Regions from separate parts of the Homo sapiens genome. Here region 1 is linked to region 2. Evidence: read pairs that join two places in POLR2A ChIA-PET (ENCODE). Cell type or tissue: endothelial cell of umbilical vein. All regions are shown on one strand. Each heading gives the region's core, and the rest is flanking DNA. Links, peaks and the distances in the headings are about the cores only.

Region 1 (11,633 bases), core at 1,378-9,377, 640 kb after region 2:
AAGCAGTTTTACAAGATGTAGTCTACTTATATAGGGGTAGCTGTAATATATAAATTCCAAATTTTGGATTCATGGCCTATGGTGCATGCATAATTTCTCACTTGATATCACTTCTAGTGTTGGCTGTTTTTCATATTGCACCCGGATATAAAATTTGAAACCTTTTCCTTTAATTATACTAATTGTGTAACTTCAGTTTTAAGACTAGTGCAGTAAAATATCCTAGTTTATCAACTAGAATTGTTAATGATTAGATATGTATCAAACTTTATCATAAAACATTTGGGACAAGAATGTTAGATGGGGTGGGATAAGTGGGAGTGATATGATAAAATATAGTCACATTTGATTAGTTACAAAGAAGAAATAAATCATCATTATGCTGAGTTGATAGTGCATTTAGAGTAAGGCCTATTTGCTTAGAACCCCAAACTATAAGTATAGCATCTTGGGAGAAATGAGGTTGCTTAACATGATATGTCTCTCAAAGTTGTTCAAAGCCAAAGCCCCAGAGGAACTTCATAAAGCTAGATATCACATTTCTAATCTGTCCTTGGCATGTCAACAGATAGAGTTAAAAATTTGAAATTTATCATATGTCAGTTAAGAATAAAATTGACAACAGAAGTTTGAAAAAATAATAGGGAACAGTTTGTGCAATTGGCTTCCACTTGTGGCCACTGGTCATTAGTCTGGGCAAATCTGCAGGGTATGGACAAAGTGCCTATGGACATTTAAATTAGTATGTTGAAATAAAAATGTTATTATGCATATGGTATGCTTTACCTCATTCAGAGCTTGACACATTTTGCCTATGAATATCATTAGGTAGGAGGATGGGCTTTCTAGGAACCATGCTCAGGGCCATCCCTGTTGTTTTCCAATATAGTGATAATTGGTATCAGTCATATAAGCTGAGAATAAGGACACTGGACTTCTTGATGCTCTTGGCTTTCAGGCTAAATATCCATATTTCCTTAGATTAGTAACTCAAGATGAAAGATGATGGACAATAGCTTCAATAAGCAAAGAGTCATGGCATGTAAAACAGGCTAAAGTTAGCTAGAAAGGTGGGGCATAGAGTACTTTTTAAACTTCATAAAATTCCCAATGATTATAGATCTTTATGTCAAAATATTCAAGGTTGAAATTACTGAAACCCACAAGAGCAGGTGTTCTAAATGATAATCTAAGGTATAATTAGAGTTTCTGAAGAACACTATGAGGTAGAGTTAATTGAAAGACTATATGGTTAATTATGGAATGATTTATTAAAAAATTAAAAATAGACTGACATGTTATAAAAACCCTTATTTTTCAAATCCGTATTTTGACTAAACATAAAGCTGAAATATGTTACTACTTTGATTTAAAAAATGTAAACAATTTAGTTATATCTTCAAAATGCTATATAATTATCTCATTTTTATTATATTATACCTCATTATTTACATAATACATAGGTTGTTTCCAAGGTTCACAAAAACCACACTGAACAGACAGATTACAGGGATAAGTGGTAGGACAGTGCTTTAAATTCCACTTGGATTAAAGGATTCAAAAACATAGAATGAAATAGAGAGGTAGCCCTGTCCCCTTGATATTTATAACCACTTTGGATACTCAAATTTAAATCACTGTAATCTTTATGTGTCTATCAATAACTTCTTAGTCACCTCTTTGATTTTTTTTTCATTTCCCAAAAAAACTGATCTAAAACTCTATAATTATTAGAAAAGAATTTTAATGGATTATCGTGGCTGCTGGTATGACAAGTTAGAACAAGAATTCTGCAGATGTAGGACTTCGTTTGAATACTGGTATGTGGGGGTAAGAATTGCACACTATTGATAAGGAAGAGATCAAACATGGGGAGCTGGAAAGAGTACTGAGGCATCACATCATCCCTGTTTATTGTGCAAATAATAAAATTAAGGTCCAATGAGATTAAGCAATTGCTATGGTCTGAAATGTGTACTCCAAAATTCGTGTGTTGAAACTTAATGGCCAATGTGAAACTATTAGGAGGTAGGGCCTTTGGAAGGTGATTAAGTCATAAGGGTGGAGCGCTCAGGAATGAAATTAGGGACCTTATACAAAGGGCTTGAGGAGTGTGTTCACTGTCTAGTGCTATGTGATGACATATTGTTGAAGAGACCATCTTGAAGCAGAGAGCAGCCCTCACTAGACACTGAAACTGCCAGTGCCTCCATCTGGACTCCAGCCTTCAGACCTGTGAGAAATACATTTCTGTTGCTGTAAACTACCCAGTCTCAGGTACCTTGTTAGAGCAACATGTATGGACTAAGATAGCAACTTTCTCAAAATTCCAATAGAAAGCACTAAATTCATGGGGAAAAATATTAATAATTTGATTAGAGAACAGTAGCTTGGCAAAATCTGTGAAAGAATTACATTAAACATACTGTGGGGTTCAGGAGAAAGAAGGCATCACATTCAGTAGCAGGAATTTAAAAAGGCATCAAAAAGAGAGTGACATTCTATATGGCCTTTAAAAATGAGAATTTAGAATTTTCAAACTTGAGGGTAGAGAAATGACAAAAGGGAAGTATTCTATTGTGAATGGCCTTGTAGCAGAAAAGATAGGACCCATTAAAGTAAGGTTTCTCATCCTCAGCACCGTTGACCTTTGGGAGCAGATAATTCTTTTCTGTGGGTTCTGTTCTGCGCATTGTAGAATGCTTAGCAGTATCCCTAAATTCTATCCACTATATGCCAGTCGTATACCTTTCTCCCCACCATGCTGGATTTGTGACAGCCAAAACGATCTCCAGATATTGTCAAATGTCCCTGAGGGGACAAAGGGGCAAAATTGCTCCCCTATGCCCTTGACAACCACTGCATCAGACTATCAGAGAACCTTCAAGGAAGGGTCTTGGTCACTGTGTATACATTAGTCACTCCTAAATGCTTGTTAAGAATTAAGAAGGAAGAAAAGGATGGGAGAAAGGAGGGAAGAAAGAACATAAAAGGATGACATATATTCATTTTTTTCCTGAAAACTGTTACTAAGTTAAAAGTCAATGCATTTTTTTTTTCATTCATTTTAATGGGAAAATTGTGATGCATTCCATCTCAAACTGAGATATGTATCCAAATAATATTCACAGAAAAATATATAAATTTAACTCTATTGTTTTACTTTCAGACATACAATTCAGCATAAGGAAGGTTTTTTTGTACTCAACAAAGTGGGAAGAGAGGTGTGATAGTAGGTGCATTGGTGGTAGGGATGAGGAAGGTCATTCCTTGGAAGGTGTAAATAGATGATCTACTTTTAGCAGGCAACCTCTTTGTGACTCATTTAAAAATGAGGTAATAGTACAGAAAAACATCTTCAGAGAAAATAAAGGTTAAAAATGAGTGTTTCAGGACATATGAAAATAGTCCAATGAATACAAGAGAATGAAGAGGTGGGAAAGTTGCTGCCTTTCATCCCATTCACAAAACAAAATGCTTTGAGTTCATCCAAATATGGTACATATTCTAATGTGCCCCCTCGATAGTCTCAAACCAGAAAGTGTTGCATCAAGAACATTGGTGAGAGTACCTTTCCCTTAAGAGCAATGTTGGTATGTTACTTTGCAGAGTGCATATTTTTTGGGGGGGGGGGTGGGGAGGGTGGTTCAAATATTATTAAACTGAGTAACAAAAGTCATAGATATTTTCAAGAACCTTTATGATATAAAATTGTCAACTGAACAAGCACCTTGTGATGAAAGTTTGTATACGGAAGAGCTGACGGGAGACAAAGCTGTGAAAGCAGAGCGAGGACATACAATTTCACAAGTATTATGGTCAAGTGTGTGGGACATAAAGAGAAAAAAATGAAGTCGGCTTTCAGAGGAACTAATAATCAGAGGGCAATGAAGGTTATCATTGAGGAGGGGACAAATGGAGATTTATATAGAGGAAGTCGTATCTTGCCAGGAAGAAAAAGGAGGAGGAGTCTTGACCACTTCAATTTCAGGGGCTGTGTGCAGAGGAAGAAGCTCGGAGAGGCAAGACAGCCAGGGGTGAAGATTGTTGAGACTGAGTGACTCAGTGCTCTCCTGCAGGAGTCTAAGAGGGTAGAAGGAGCTCAATCAGAGTAACTCCATCTCTAGTTTCTTTAAACAGACAGAGGGCCAGAGTTTACAATTTCTGAGCTGTTTTCAATTTCTGTGTGCTGTGAATTAGAACCAGAATATTCTAGAGGCCCACAGAAGGGCCACAGGAAACAGCTAAGTAGAGAGCCAGTGTGGCCCTGCCACTAGCACAGTTGTGAAAGGGCCATGCTGACCCCAAACCAGAGGCTGGTGGTGGACAGTGGGAGGAACTGGAAGCATTTGAGGGGGAACAAAGCAGCAGGGAAGAGGACTGGGCCAGAGTAAGAAGCACAGACTTCAGCAGCAGATGCAACAAAAATTCCCAGAGACAAGGCCAGTGATGGCCCATTGTCACCAGTTCAGGAGGGAGCCCAGGGAGAAGTGAAGATATACGGTTCTGTCCGAGGATGCCATCCAGTTCTGCCATCATGAGGTGTCACCAAAATGCCATCTGGGGGAAAGCAGAGGGAGGAAGATGGATATATGAGAGATTTACATTTTTGCTCCAAGAGACTGCACATTACTTAAAGGAACCATTATAAATTGTTCCATTAACTAGATTGGACTAATCTTTAGTTGTTGTGTTTTTTTTCTGCCACCCTCCTAAGTAGAACCCATGAGTAAAAGTCAGAGCAGTATTAGAGAAAAAAACTACATTTTCTTTGCAAAACCAGAATGCAGTGTGAGTAAATATGACCCCATTTTATAAATCCCCAGTTCAGTACAGAATAGGCATTTAAAAATGGTTGCTATTATTATAGGACTTGATAACTGATTGGATTTGGGAGGCTGAGAGCGGGCAGAATCACAGAAGATGCCAAGATTTTGACCTGAATAATATGGGAGAATGAGGGCACATCTTTTAAAAATATAGACATCAGCAAGATGAGATTGTTTGGAGTAAAGATATGGTGCTATGAAAACAAGAGGGTTGATGAGTTCTGGAACATGGAATAGTTGAGAGTAATGAGTACATAAATATAAAGTGCTGCATATTTATAATGTTAAGTAGTAGGGGGTCCTGAGGATCAGGAAAAAGATTATTTATAGAAACTAGATCCTTGTGGTTGAAGGAAGACGAATGAAAGTCTTGAGAGTGAGTCACAGGTTTTATTCTTTCCTTGTAATTGTTGGCTCCAAAAAGTGGCCTATACATGAACTGACATTGGAATTTTCATAAGTGACCTAAATGCAACAAATCATATATAGCCATAGTTTGTTATTGACACACAGTCAATGCTCAAATAAAATTTAGATTATCGATATTTTTAATTGTAGAAACAAATTGGTCTTCTCATCCTCTTTTGATTGTTCTGCTTCGATGAGGACCATTTTGGGGGAGGGAACAGGAGAATTGGGGTGGATAGCATGGTGTGTTCCCATTCTTTCTATTCTGTTTCTCTCCTCTCGCAGCATCACTATTTCTTAGCACTCCTGGTGGAAGAAAATAGTTTTCTGGAAGTTCTGTATTCCATTGTAAGAGGTTCAAAAAGTTTAACATTTATAAAGGTCAGGATCATTGGAACTAAATTCCTCCGCTGGTACTTATGTTTATATTTTGGTTAGTTTGTTTTGATAGGCATTTGCTCAAGTGGGCCTTGATAAGGGAACTACGAAGTGTAAATGAGAAAACTTCTAACAGAATGTGGGAGGAAATAAACAAATTGTATCTACATTTTTAGCTGGATTGGTTTATCTGGAAGTATGAGTCTCTTGCTCTCACTCTGTGTGTGTGTGTGTGTGTGTGTGTGTGAGAGAGAGAGAGAGAGAGAGAGAGAGACTCAGGAGAGATCCTTGTCACTGAGCTTCCCTGGCAAGAGTGTTCTACTCTTTTTTTTTTTTTTGTATAAAACATACTACTAATAAACTCATTTTCTACTCTACGGCTTTGAGGGTGTGTGAAAGTGTGAGTGATTTTTCCGTTTGTGCTCAGCAGTGAGAGAAAGGGAAAAGGAGAATATTGAAAGTTGGAGAGGGACCCAGAAGAACCTCAAGTGTAACAAAAGATCTAGTGGTTGACAGTAGAATTAAGTCAATGGAAGGGATCAAATGAGAGGGGCTGAACTAGGGTTGGAAGGATTAATGTAATTCAGAAAACAGATGGAGAAGTTAGGATGAACAAAATGTAGGTTTAAAAAATGTGAATATTTTATTTGAAATTACTTGCTATAGTAATGTATGATATTCAGTATACAGGCGTACTTTGGAGATATGGCTGGTTGAGTTCCAGACCAATGCAATGAAGTGAAAATGGCAAGAAAGTGAGAATTTTCTGGTTTTCCAGTGCATATTGAAGTTATGTTTATACTATACTATAGTCTGGTAAGTGTTCATAGCATTATGTCTATACAAATAATGTGCACACTTTAATTTAAAAAAAATACTGCATTGCTAAAAATCGCTAATGATCACCTGAACTTTCAATAAGTTATAATCTTTTTCCTGGTGGAGGGTCTTGCCTTGATGTTGATGGCTGTTGACTAATCAGGTGAAGGTTGAGGTTGCTGTGAGAATTTCTTTAAAAAGACAACAGCCCCAACAATAAGAAGTTTGCCTTATCCATTGGCTCTTCCTTCCATGAAAGATTTATCTGCAGCATGTGGTATTTGATAGCATTTTACCCACTGTAGAGCTTCTTTCAATATTGGAGTCAAGACTTTCAAACTCTGCTGCTGCTTTATCAACTAAGTTTATGTAATATTCTGTGTTGTTATTTTAACAATGTTCATAGCATCATCACCAGGAGTAGATTCCATCTCAACAAACCACTTTCTTTGCTCATTCATAAGAAACAACTACTCATCCATTAAAATTTTATCATGTGATTGCAACAATTCAGTCACATCTTCAGGCTCCATGTCTAATTCTAGTTCCCTTGCTATTTTCATCACATCTGCAGTTACCTCCTCCACTGAAGTCTTAAAGCCCTCCAAGTCCTTCATGGGGGTTAGGATAATTTCTTCCACACTCCTATTACTGTTGATCTTTTGACCTTCTTCCTTGAAATACAAATGTTCTTAATGCCATCTAGAATGATGAATCCTTTCCCAAAGGCTTTCAATTTACTTTTCTCATATTCATCAGAAGAATAATTATCTATGGAAACTATAGACTTACAGAATATATTTCTTAAGTAATAAGATTTGAAAGATGAAATTACTCCTTGATTTATGGGCTGCAGAATGGATGGTGTGTTAGTGGGCATAAAAACAACACTAATCTCTATCAGAGCTCTTGGATGACTAGGTGCATTGTCAGTGAGCAGTAATATTTTGAAAATAATTTTTTTTCTGAGCAGTAGGTCTCAACAGTGGGCTTAAAATATTCAGTAAACCATGCTGTAAACAGATGTATCATGAAAGCGTTGTTGTTCCATTAATAGAGCACAGGCAAAGTAGATTTAGCATCATTCCTAAGGGCCCTATGATTTTCAGAATGTTCAATAAGCCTTGGCTTCATCTTATAGTCACCAGCTGCCTTAGCCCCTAAAAAGAGAGTCAGCCTGTTCTATGAAGCTTTGAAGCCAGACATTGACTTTTCCTCTGTAGCTATGAAAGTCCTAGATGCTATCTTCCTCCAATTTAAAACTGTTTCATCTACATGGAAAATCTGTTGTTTAGTGCAGCCACCTTCATCCATTACCTTAGCTAGATCTTCTGGATACCTTGCTGCAGCTTCTCCATCAGCACTTTCTGCTTCACCTTGCACTTTTACGTTATGGAGATGGCTCCTTTCCTTAAACCTCACAAACCCATCTCTGCTAGCTTCAAACTTTTCTTCTGCAGCTTCCTTACCTCTCTCAGCCTTCATAGAATTGATGAGCGTTAGAGGCTTGCTCTGGTTTAGGCTTTGGCTTAAGGAAATGTTGTGGCTGGTTTGATCTTTTATCCAGAACCACTAAAACTGTCTCCATATTAGCAATAAGGCTGTTTCATTTTCCCATCATTCACGTGTTCACTGGAGTAGTACTTTTAATGACTTTCAAGAACTTTTCCTTTGCAGTCACAGCTTGGCAACTGTTTGTTATAAGAGGCCCAGTTTTCAGACTGTGTCAGTTTTTGACATGCCTTCCTCACTAAGCTTAATCATTTCTAGCTTTTGTTTTAAAGTAAGAGATGTGCAACTCTTCTTTCCATTTGAACACTTAGAGGCCATCCAAGGGTTAATAATTGGCCTAATTCCAATATTGTTGTGTCTCAGGGAATGGAGAGCCCCAAGGAGAGGGAGAGCATGGGGAATTGCCAGTTGGTGGAGTAGTTAGAACACATACAACATATATTACTTGTTTGTCACCTTACATGAGCATGGATTGTAGCACCCAAAAAACAATTATAATAGTAACATCAAAGATTACTGAACACAGATCACCATAACAGTTATAATAATGATGAAAAAGTTTGGAATATTGCAAGGATTACCAAAATGTGACTGATGCAGAGACACAAAGTGAGCACTTGCTGTTGGAAATAATGGCACCAACAGACTTGCTTGATACAAGGTTGCCACAAACCTTCAATTTGTGAAAAACACAGTTATCTATGAAGTGCAATGAAGTGAACTGCAACAAAATGAAGTGTGCCTGTATTTACAATTAAAATTATGCCCCCAAAGACCTTTTACTAGGAGATTATAAGTTAGTATAATGTTTATTAAGTTACTATGATAAAAACATAATAATTCAGGAAGGCAAGGCTATTTCTTCATTATAAGAGGCCTTTTCTACCTTTCTTTTATTGGCCATGCTGAAGTGAAAGACCTTAATACAGAATATTTAACAAACCATAAATTGTTTCACTAGACCGAATTTGTATCAGATAAAAGTCTGCTCTTAAAATGCAGTGAAATATTTTATCTTGCTAGTGAACATTTCATGTTCCAGGCGAAAACTTACCCCCAAGTCTTAAATGGAAAGTAATGCTAATACTTTTAGATCACTTTCCAGCATCTTTGGCCGGGCGCGGTGGCTCACACCTGTAATCCCAGCTTTCAGGGAGGCAAGAGGCAGGAGGATAGCTTGAGCCCAGGAGTTTGAGACCTGCCTGGGCAATATAGTGAGACCCCGTTCTCCAGAAAAAGGAAAAAAAAAAAAAGACAAAAAAAAATAAGTGTAACTCCAGCATCTTTGTTCGTGGTTCACTTTTTGCCCTTGGGTTGAATATTTTTTCCTTTCTTTCTTTCTTTCTTTCTTTCTTTCTTTCTTTCTTTCTTTCTTTCTTTCTTTCTTTCTTTCTTTCTTTTCTTCCTTTATTTTCTTTTCTCCTCTGTCTGTCTCTCCTTCTCTCTCCAAGAAATCTACAGCATAACCAGGCAATTGAGAGTTATTAGTTATTTTTCCATCCTGTTAGATGATGAACATACACAGGCTCACAAAACAGTAAATTTTTGTTGAACAACATACTTCCTACACTCTCCTCAACCCCCTTCAATTCAACTTCCACCTCCGTCATTCCTGAAATGGCTCCCGCTAAGGTCACCAATCATCCTTAAGGCCCCAAACTTAAAGGATACTGTTCAGCTTTCATATTACTTGATTTCTCAGCAGATTTCACAACAGCCAATCATTCTATCCTTAAAACAATCTTTTCCCTTGTCTTCTGGAACAAAGCTGTTCTCCTAGGCTTTCTCCTCTCCTCCCCTTTGAGTCCTTTTGCGGGCTCATTTGACTCTACCTGATCTCTAAGTATTGGAGCTGCGAAGGCTTGCTTCTGGACTTCTTTCTCCTTTCCTCTTCCCTGTCTCACAGCTGCAATTGTCTTCAATATGTCAATGGCTCTCAAACATATTCACTTGAATGAGTCTCTTCAGAGTCTCAGACCTGTATATCTGGTGCACTTGATATTTCCTCCTGGAGGTCTCACAAGTACCCTAAATACAACATGGCCAGAACCTAACTTATGATTTCATCTGTAACCTCTTTTAGTGCTCCCTACCACAGTACGTGATATCATATTGTTCACAGATAACTATATCACATCAATCTCCTGGTCAGAACCCTTGCATGCATCTTGTTCTTTTCTCACTTAACATCTTTGTGTGTATTTATCTCTACCTGGAGTGCTTCCAGCCTCTGCATTTCACTTAATAAGTTTCCACTCATCAGATTTCATCTCTACTTCCATGGTCTCAGAGAAACCTCCATGTTGCCTACACTACAAATTTATGACTTACTCTCATAAATTCCTTTTTTTAAATATTTTTTTACCTTTGTAGAATTTACCAGGTTTATCATTTTCTAATTATAGAGTTATTTGCTTATCGTTTGTCTACAAGCTGTCAGTGCAGAGACCACTTCTATTCTGCTGATTTTGGCATACCTAGTGCTAATAGTCGTGCCTGGCACATATTTGGCACCCAATATTTACTTATTTGATCAGTGGAGAGGCTATTTTCTATTTTGGTTTCTGATTCATGCAAAAGAAAAAAGTTAATTTTATTATACCACAAATCTTTATATACATAGCAATTTGTCAAACATGAGCTTGTTAGGGAATGCACTAAAATAGCTTAACCCAATGAAGCGAAAAGACATTAAACCTAGATAGTATCCAACCTAGACTTTCCTCTGAGATATAAGTACATTTTTCCAGAGTCTGTGGGGAACTGACTGGTGCTTTTATTATTGCTACTTTTCTGTGATCTATAAAATCAACGTATGATGGGAAAGGGCAGTGGGTGTAGCGTGAGTGATGAAGAACTTGGGTGGAGTGGGCAGTGTTCAGCTCCCAGCTCCACCACCCATCACTGTAAGGTAGTAGTAGTAATGGTCCCCAGGTGCTGGCTGTGAGGGACACTTGTGCAGAGCTTCCAGCGGTGGGCTTCGAATAGGAAATGTGCTGGTGCACCCAGCCAGTGGGGAGCTGTCGTTGACACTAGGGGAAAAGAACAGGTGGTTATGTAAAAAGTACTTTACAATTTTCCCTTCATCCAATCTCAAATGAAACAGTGTCCACACTCTAGTCTGTGGATCATATTGCTGGAAAAGTCAAGGACTAGGAGGCAAAATCTGCAGGTGTTTCCTTTCAGATTTTTGCCTTCAGGAAGGAATGAAAGGTAAATGAAAATTATGGTTATTCCACTGGCACCAGAGTAATATGTATGCATTTTTAGATTGCTGCATTTTAGTTTAAGCTATACAGGATGAGAGTAGAAATGAAAATATTATATAAGAGAACTATCTTTTCTGCATTTCCTGCTTATTTTAATAGCTATCTCCAATGTGGGTTTAATATTCAGAATTTTAATTCTTGTAATAAAACCTCAGTGAAGAGAGAAAGGACTCCAGTATTTCAAATACCTCTGGTGTAGCTGGTCTTGAAGTTTTGTCTGTTTTCTTTTTCAAGGTAAGGGATCTGTTTTTGTTCTGTTTATTTTATTTTAGTCATGCCATGAGGAAATGAGGTATATAAGTTAATTATTTTAATCCCAATAAAATGATAACAAATTGTAACTACATGATACCCTCCCCAACTGGCCGATTTATTTAAACACTATATAAGCTAGTTTTTTTCCCCCTTTGGCAAGTTG
Region 2 (8,000 bases), core at 1-8,000:
TGGCTTCTTGCCTTAAATGGAGATTTTTTTCTCCCATTATTTATTCCCCTTCACTGGTGATTGCTCAGGCAGCCCAACTTGAAAGTAGGGTAGGAAAGAGTTTAGGGCCACCAGAAAATGCTCAGAAGCCCCTGTTCTCATCACTCCTACTTCTGAGTTCTTCTCTTGTTCCTCTTGGGCACAGAGGTGCTGCTGTTAATTCCTCCCTGCCCACCTTTCCATAGAGTCCGTGCGTCCTGGTGCCTCCTACAAACGGCAGAATGAAGGAAATCCTGAAAGAGGTGAGTTTTGAGCTAGACTCTGATTTGGGATTGTGAAGGGGTGGGAGACTTGAACTGATAGCGGTTATGGAAATGGGGAAAGTGTATAACTGCTCCATTAGTCTATTGTGAGAACCACAGTTAGCAGTAGACCTAGGTACTAGGATTTGGGGGGCATTTGTGGGCTGGTATCTGGGCTAGCCATTCCTGGATGGGAATAGCCATTCTGTAGGAGGCTGAGATCTGTAGAATAGACAGGCCATTGGAAGATAGGACCTGACAACAGTAGGATCAAGTGATTTCTGTTTACTCTTTTTGTGTTCTTTCTTTTGCCATTTGTATCATTGTTTTCTTTATCCTTTGCTGCTTGCTTTCTGCTCCCATTGTTGCAACAGGGACATATGAATATATGTGGGTATATGATAAACCTCCTGCACCACCCTTCAGTGTTCCTTTGCTTTTGCACATGAAATTGGTTGATAACGACTTAAATTAGCCTTTGGGCAGCTAAAATCAGGAAAGGTCCAAGACTATACTTCGGGATGATATGTTTGTAAAGGAAACACTAAGCAAAAGATCAACAGCTGCTTGTGACAGGTTTTTTTCCCCTCTGTGTCTAGCTGATAAGTGCTAAAGAATTGAGCCTGTAATTATGCCTTTAATAAGCATAATGTGCTATGCTGATTGGTCCAGTGCCTTGTCTCCTTTGAAGGGATTGCTTATCTGAATAGGATTGGGAGGTCATTGCATCTTAGGTATAGAAAAGTGAGGTTCATCTTTTTATCTGATTTTCGAGTGCCTACCCTTTTCTTGAAGGACTTGAGCTAAGTAGGCCACAGATATTTGGAAATGAATAAGCTATAGCACTTGTTCTTCTGGGAGCTTTTGGTGTAATGGGATACACTGACACTATCACACTATGATGTGAAATTTGCCACATGCAATGGAAATACAATAAGGAATGACTTAAGTATATCATGTTCTTGGCCATTTGGGATACAGTAGTGGTGCTTTTGAGTTTTAAGGTCTACAAGAACTTTTAAAGTTGCTTAGGGTGAAAGCCTCTTGTAGTACCACAAGTTAAAAGACTCTAGGGCTGTATCGTTCTAAAGCTGTTGGAGCTTAAAAACTGGAATACTCAGCCTAGGGCAGGAGTCCTCAACCTCTGCACAATTGACATGTAAGGCCAGTTAATTCTTTGTTGTTGGGGTGTCCCCCATAGCAGGACATTTGCCAGCATCCCTGTCTTCTACTAAATATATGCCAGTAGCCCTCTCCCACTTGTGACAGTCAAAAATATCTGCACATACTACCAAATGTCTGTGGAGGGGAGGTGCAAAATTGTCCTCAGTTAAGAACCACTGGGCTAGAGAAAGTGTTTTGGGTCTGTAGGACATTAGAAAGGTGTTATTCACCACTTTCCTAGGTGGTTGGAAGTCTTTGAGCCTCCAGGACCTTATTTATCTATCTTGGCTGTGGCAGGAAGAGCTTAAGAGGCTTTTTGACTGAAGCTGGCTTTGCCTCAGTTTCAAAGTCGTTTTATCTCTGCTTTTGCTCTTGACTGCTTTGCTGTTAATCCACTGTCCAGTCTCGACCAGCTTCTGTGTGACTCCAAATTTTATGCCACTTTCTCTTCTCATGTTATTAATTTTGTTAGTTTTTCTAGCAACAAAGGGCAGAGGATTATATATTTGGCACATATAGACAATTTAATGAAATGTTTTTCTGTAACAGCTCACTGTTATTAATTTTTAAGAGTATATTTAACTAAACCTATCTTTTAGGGAGTTGTTGAACCTGCTAAAGTACTATTGTTTAAATGTATTTTCTGGCTCAAGTTTCTATAAAAAATAATATACATACAGCACTATGTGAGTAAAGTGACTAAAGGTAAAGATTAGTGACTTTATCTCATACAGGTTTATTTTTAACCATTTAACAAATATTTGGGCATTCATTAATGCCAGGCACTGATTAGTGCTCTGAATTATAGCTTTCTAACTTTATGTTTAAAACTGTCTAAACATTTCAGGAATATCTGCTAAAGTTCCTATGTAGATCCTCTTGAGCTACCCCTTGATTAACTAGTTCTCCTCGGTATCTATATAATAACTACCTTTGTATTTTTATTGTGATATATCAAAAATTAGCATTTAGGAGCATGGAAGAAGTAGCATTCATGGTTTTAAAATATGTTTTGCCTTTCTTGAAGTCTCTGTGGCTCCATGTTTACTTACTAGCAGTGCTGTGGCCTAGACTGGCTTCTATGATATCCTTTGGTTCCAGGTTATTTCAGATTGTTGATGGTGCTTAGCCTCTGAGAGGTAGTTTTAGATATTAACCTATTTAATGTAATAATGTAATGAAAAGTTTTAGTACTAAAATAAGTGTATGACCCCCACATTAATTCCATTACAAAATTACTTTATCAAAAACAAATTAGCTAGAAAAAAAATTACATCTTATGTTTTCTTATATAGATAAAGAGAGGCCTGTCCAGTCTTTGAAAACATCAAGAGATACTTCACCCTCAAGTGGTTCAGCAGTTTCTTCATCAAAGGTTTGTTATATTTCTAAAATCAGTTTAAAGAAGAATTACAAATTGAGATGGACTGACTAGTACAGATGCTTTTATTCTTTACTGTTATGCCAAGGGAGCTAATTTGCTGCATTTAAAAACTTAAATTTTTGGCTAGGTGTGGTGGCTCATGCCTGTAATCCCAGGACTTTGAGAGACTGAGATTGTAGGGAAAAGAAAGAGAGATCAGACTATTACTGTGTCTTTGTAGAAAGGGAAGACATAAGAAACTCCATTTTGACCTGTACCCTGAACAATTGCTTTGCCCTGAGATGCTGTTGATCTGTAACTTTGCCCCAACCTTGAGCTCACAAAAACATGTGTTGTATGGAATCAAGGTTTAAGGGATCTAGGGCTGTGCAGGATGTGCCTTGTTAACAAAATATTTACAAGCAGTATGCGTGGTAAAAGTCATCGCCATTCTCTAGTCTCGATAAACCAGGGGCACAATGCACTGCGGAACGCCGCAGGGACCTCTGCCCTGGAAAGCCAGGTATTGTCCAAGGTTTCTCCCCATGTGACAGTCTGAAATATGGCCTTGTGGGATGAGAATGACCTGACCATCCCCCAGCCCAACACCCGTAAAGGGTCTGTGCTGAGGTGGATTATTAAAAGAGGAAAGCCTCTTGCAGTTGAGATAGTGGAAGGCTACTGTCTCCTGCCTGCCCTGGGAACTGAATGTCTTGGTATAAAACCCGATTGTACATTTGTTCAGTTCTGAGATAGGAGAAAAACCACCCTATGGCAGGAGGCGAGACATGCTGGCGGCAATGCTGCTTTGTTATTCTTTACTCCACTGAGATGTTTGGGCGGAGAGAAACATAAATCTGGCCTACTTGCACATCCAGGCATAGTACCTCCCCTTGAACTTAATTGTGACACAGATTCCTTTGCTCACATGTTTTCTTGCTGACCTTCTCCCTATTATCACCCTGCTCTCCTACTGCATTCCTCTTGCTGAGATAGTGAAAATAACAATAAAAACTGAGGGAACTCAGAGACCGGTGCTGGTGCAGGTCCTTATTATGGTGAGCGTCGGTCCCCTGGGCCCACTTTTCTTTCTCTATACTTTGTCTCTGTGTCTTATTTCTTTTCTCAGTCTCTCGTCCCACCTGACGAGATATACCCACAGGTGTGGAGGGGCAGGCCACCCCTTCATGAGATGGGAGAATTGCTTGAGGCCAGGAGTTCACAACTAGCCTTGGTAACGTAGCAAGACTTTATTTTAAAAATTAAAAATTAGCCAGATGTGGTGGCATGCACCTGTAGTCCTAGCTATTCAGGAGGCTGAGGTGAGAGGATCACTTGAGCCCAGGAGGTTGAGCCAGCAGTGAGCTATGATTGCACCACTGCACTCTAGCCTGGGTGACAGAGCAAGATGCTGTCTCTGAAAAATAAAAACAGGCCGGGCATGGTGGCTTACGCCGGTAATCCCAGCACTTTGGGAGGCTGAGGCGGGTGGATCATGAGGTCAGGAGGTCGAGACCATCCTGGCTAACACAGTGAAGCCGTGTCTCTACTAAAAATACAAAGAATTGGCTGGGTGTGGTGGCTCATGTCCGTAATCCTAGCACTTTGGGAGGCCGAGGCAGGCGGATCATGAGGTCAAGAGATCGAGACCATCCTGGCCAACGTGGTGAAACCCCGTCTCTACTAAAAATACAAAAAAATTAGCTGGCCGTGGTGGCAGGCGCCTGTAGTCCCAGCTACGTAGGAGGCTGAGGCAGGAGAATGGCTTGAACTTAGGAGGCGGAACTTGCAGTGAGCCGAGATCACGCCACTGCACTCCAGCCTGGTAACAGAGTGAGACTCCGTCTCAAAACAAAAACAAAAATAAACAAACAAAAAAAAAAACAATTAGCCGGGTGTGGTGGCACGTGCCTGTAGTCCCAGGTACTTGGGAGGCCAAGGCAGGAGAATTGCTTGAATCCGGGAGGCGGGTGTTGCAGTGAGCTGAGATCACGCCACTGCACTCCAGCCTGGGCGACAGAGCGAGACTCTGTCTCAAAAAAACAAAAAACAAAACCGCTTACATTTTAAATAACCACAGCTTGAAAATAGCAACCCGAGTTTCTATGAGGAAAAATGGGCAGTTTTCTCACTGAATTTTTAACACAGTCTATGCCAAATTTAGTACTTATTGCTGCAACCCATATTCTCATCTTGACCATAAGCAGGTTGGATGGGTTATATCTGGTGGATTGTGCTTTTATTTGGGGAGTTGGGAGTGTAGGCAGATACCTAACATGTATGGTGTATTTTTTCTTTTATTCATACAGAAATCTTAGTAGGTACATATCTCTATTCTATAGTAGAGTGAGGGCTCAGGAGTTATTAATTTCTTAAGGACATAGCTACCCCTCACTATACCATTCTTCTCATTCCTACTTTTCTAGCATCTCAAAACATAAATCCTCAGAAATTAAAAACTTGACAAGTTGCTGTTTCCATCTGTTCTCTCCAGTTAGAAGTTCTCTTCACAGATATCATACCCTTTCTCTTAGCCATAACGGTTGTTACATCTGTTACCTGCTTTACTTCTTTTCATTCTGCCTTTTATACTTTTTGGCTTTTTAGGAAGAGTAGATATCACCTAGCGGTATATACTGGGTGTCTGGGGGGCAGCTGCTTCCCTGCCTCAGGAGGAAAAAAACAGCTTCTTTGTGACAACTTGTATCTTTGGAACTTTCCCAGAAGTCTGAGGGTTCTGGGATTCTGGATTTTGAATAGCAAAGACCAATTGGATTATGGTTCTGTCTTAAACATATCAAGGGTGCTTTACCCACCTGGAACACTGCCTTGGTTTTCATGTCAGGTAATAGATGAAAGAAGAGTAAATAGTACCTGCCTATCAAAGTCACTACAAAAATTCAAATTATTATATATGAAATATTTTCTCTGAAATATACTGCTATCTGAATATAAGTTACAACATAGAGTTTTGTGCTACATGTTAAAAGTTTTAGTGGAAAACAACCATGTTGAATTTTTAACTACTTTTGTCTGATAGTTTCATGTAGATCAAGCTTGATCTACATGCAACTGTGGCCCAGGATGGCTTTGAATACAGCCCAACACAAATTCCTAAACTTTCTTAAAACATTACGTGATTTTTTCCTTTTTTTTTTTTTTAAGCTCATCAGCTATTCTTAGTGTTAGTGTATTCTATGTGTGGTCCAAGACAATTCTAACGTGGCCCAGGGAAGCCAAAGATTGGATGCCCCTGATGTAAATGTTTGCATTTTTTTTTTCACAGACCGTGAAGTTTTTTTTTTTTTTTTTTGTATATAAAAATAGAGATGGGGTCTTGCTATGTTGCCCAGCCTGGTTTCAAACTCCTGGTCTCAAATGATCCTTCCACCTTGGCCTCCTAAAGTGCTGTGATTACAGGCGTGAGCCACTGTGCCTAGCCAGACTATAAAATCTTAAAATGGAATCAAAATATCACAATTTTAGATCCATAGTTATTTTACATATTCAGAAGGTAGCGCCCTCTTTGATTTGCCCAAGGTCACATGGTAGCTGTGGGGAGCTTTATGAGCTAGATTTCCTGATTTGGTGAACTCTTTGATGTAACATTATGGCTGCCCATATGTTGGGATACTTTTTCAGAGTTTGTTAGTTTCAAATGATAGGTTTTCGAATGTGCAGAGAGAATGACAATAAGTTATAGTAGGCTTTTGCTTCATTCTTTTTGAAGGGCAGAACGGAGTTTCACTCTGTCGTCCAGGCTGGAGTGCAATGGCATAATCTCGGCTCACTGCAACCTCCACCTCCCAGGTTCAAGCAATTCTCCTGCCTCAACCTCCCAAGTAGCTGGGATTACAGGCGCCTGCCACCACACCTGGCTAATTTTTGTATATGTAGTAGAGATGGGGTTTCACCGTGTTGGCCAGGCTGGTCTGGTCTCACACTCCTGACCTCAGGTGATCCGCCCGCCTCAGCCTCCCAAAGTGCTGGGATTACAGGTATGAGCCACTGCTCCCAGCTGCTTCATTCTTTGCTAGAGAGAAGTCATATAATTGTTTTTGCTCTTTAATTTTCTCTTAAATAGGTATGCCCCCTCACCCCCTGGAAAAAAAAACAACTTTCTTGGATATATTTGTGTTTGTATATGTGTTTTCTTCTTCTAACTAGCTTTTAAAAAAACCTTCTATTACTGAGTAATAATAAAAGTATTACTTATAATACCTTTTTAACCTTATATATGGACACGGCTTTGGAATGAGCTGTTTAAGCTTCCTCAATGGCTGTAGAATATACTTCATATAGATATATTGCTATAATATTCCAGTAAATGTAGATGGCTAGCCAGTAGTTTGATGAATTTAACAAGGTGTAGAAAAACATCAAATGACCTTTTCAGTTAAAAAAATGTCTAAGCCAGGCACGTTGGCTCATGCTTGTAATCTCAGCACTTTGGGAGGCCGAGGCAGGCGGATAACCTGAGCTCAGGAGTTTGAGACCAGCCTGGCCAACGTGGTGAAATCCTGTCTCTACTAAAAATACAAAAATTACCCGGTTATGGTGTGCGCATTTGTACTGTTAGCTACTCGGGAGGCTGAGGTTGGGGAATCGCTTGAACCCAGGAGGCGGAGGTTGCAGTGAGCCGAGATCGCGGCACTGCACTTGAGCCTGGGTGACAGAGTGAGACTGCATTCCCCCTCGCCCCTCCCAAAAAAGCCTAGATTTAAGTCCCAGCTCAGCATTTATTAATGACTTTGAGCAGGTCACCATCATTCAGTTTTTTAGTTTATGAGTTGGGATAATAAAGCCTCTCTAATCACCTTCATGGAATTCTATTTAATTAAAGTACTTCTTTTGGTTCATAGATAAAAGCACTTTATAAATGGTAGTGCCCCATAAGTTCAGTGCCCAGCACTGTCATCCACAAGAGGTATATTTGGAATCAGTGATGTGACTTTAGAGAAGTAAAGCTTAGTAATAGAAGGTTTTTTAAGAAGAGATGGTTATGCAACTAAGCATGGCAGGGCAAAGCTGATGAAAATGTATACCAAGGAAGTAGAATGGAATCAGAGAATTACCTTAACGGCCCTAAGGAAATAATTTTTAAATTTGTGCTTGACAATTCATATCTTATTTACAAAATAAGCCTTTAAACAGTACTGGGGGAATTATATCTGATCCAGAAAAGACATTTT

Evidence for each region. ChIA-PET counts read pairs that join two places held together with the same protein. Peaks named below come from ENCODE experiments on the same cell type or tissue, not always from the same donor. Only the 100,000 strongest peaks of a DNase experiment are listed, where the experiment ranks them.
Region 1: POLR2A ChIA-PET joins it to region 2 with 6 read pairs; 2 of 35 experiments call an interaction of 5 or more read pairs at or near these places.

What each region holds. Positions count from the first base shown.
Region 1 is chr12:43,024,974-43,036,606 of GRCh38, forward strand. No RefSeq gene overlaps it. Among named protein-coding and RNA genes, the nearest start is that of LINC02461, 120 kb to the right of the region's middle. In endothelial cell of umbilical vein, for the core only: no CTCF peak of the experiment used is centred there; DNase peaks (open chromatin) are centred at 5,228 and 5,648; H3K27ac peaks cover 852 bases.
Region 2 is chr12:42,384,716-42,392,715 of GRCh38, forward strand. PPHLN1 (periphilin 1) reads left to right here. Exons shown (of 10, transcript NM_201439.2): 6 at 225-281; 7 at 2,741-2,820. Among named protein-coding and RNA genes, the nearest start is that of PPHLN1, 63 kb to the left of the region's middle. In endothelial cell of umbilical vein, for the core only: no CTCF peak of the experiment used is centred there; no DNase peak of the experiment used is centred there.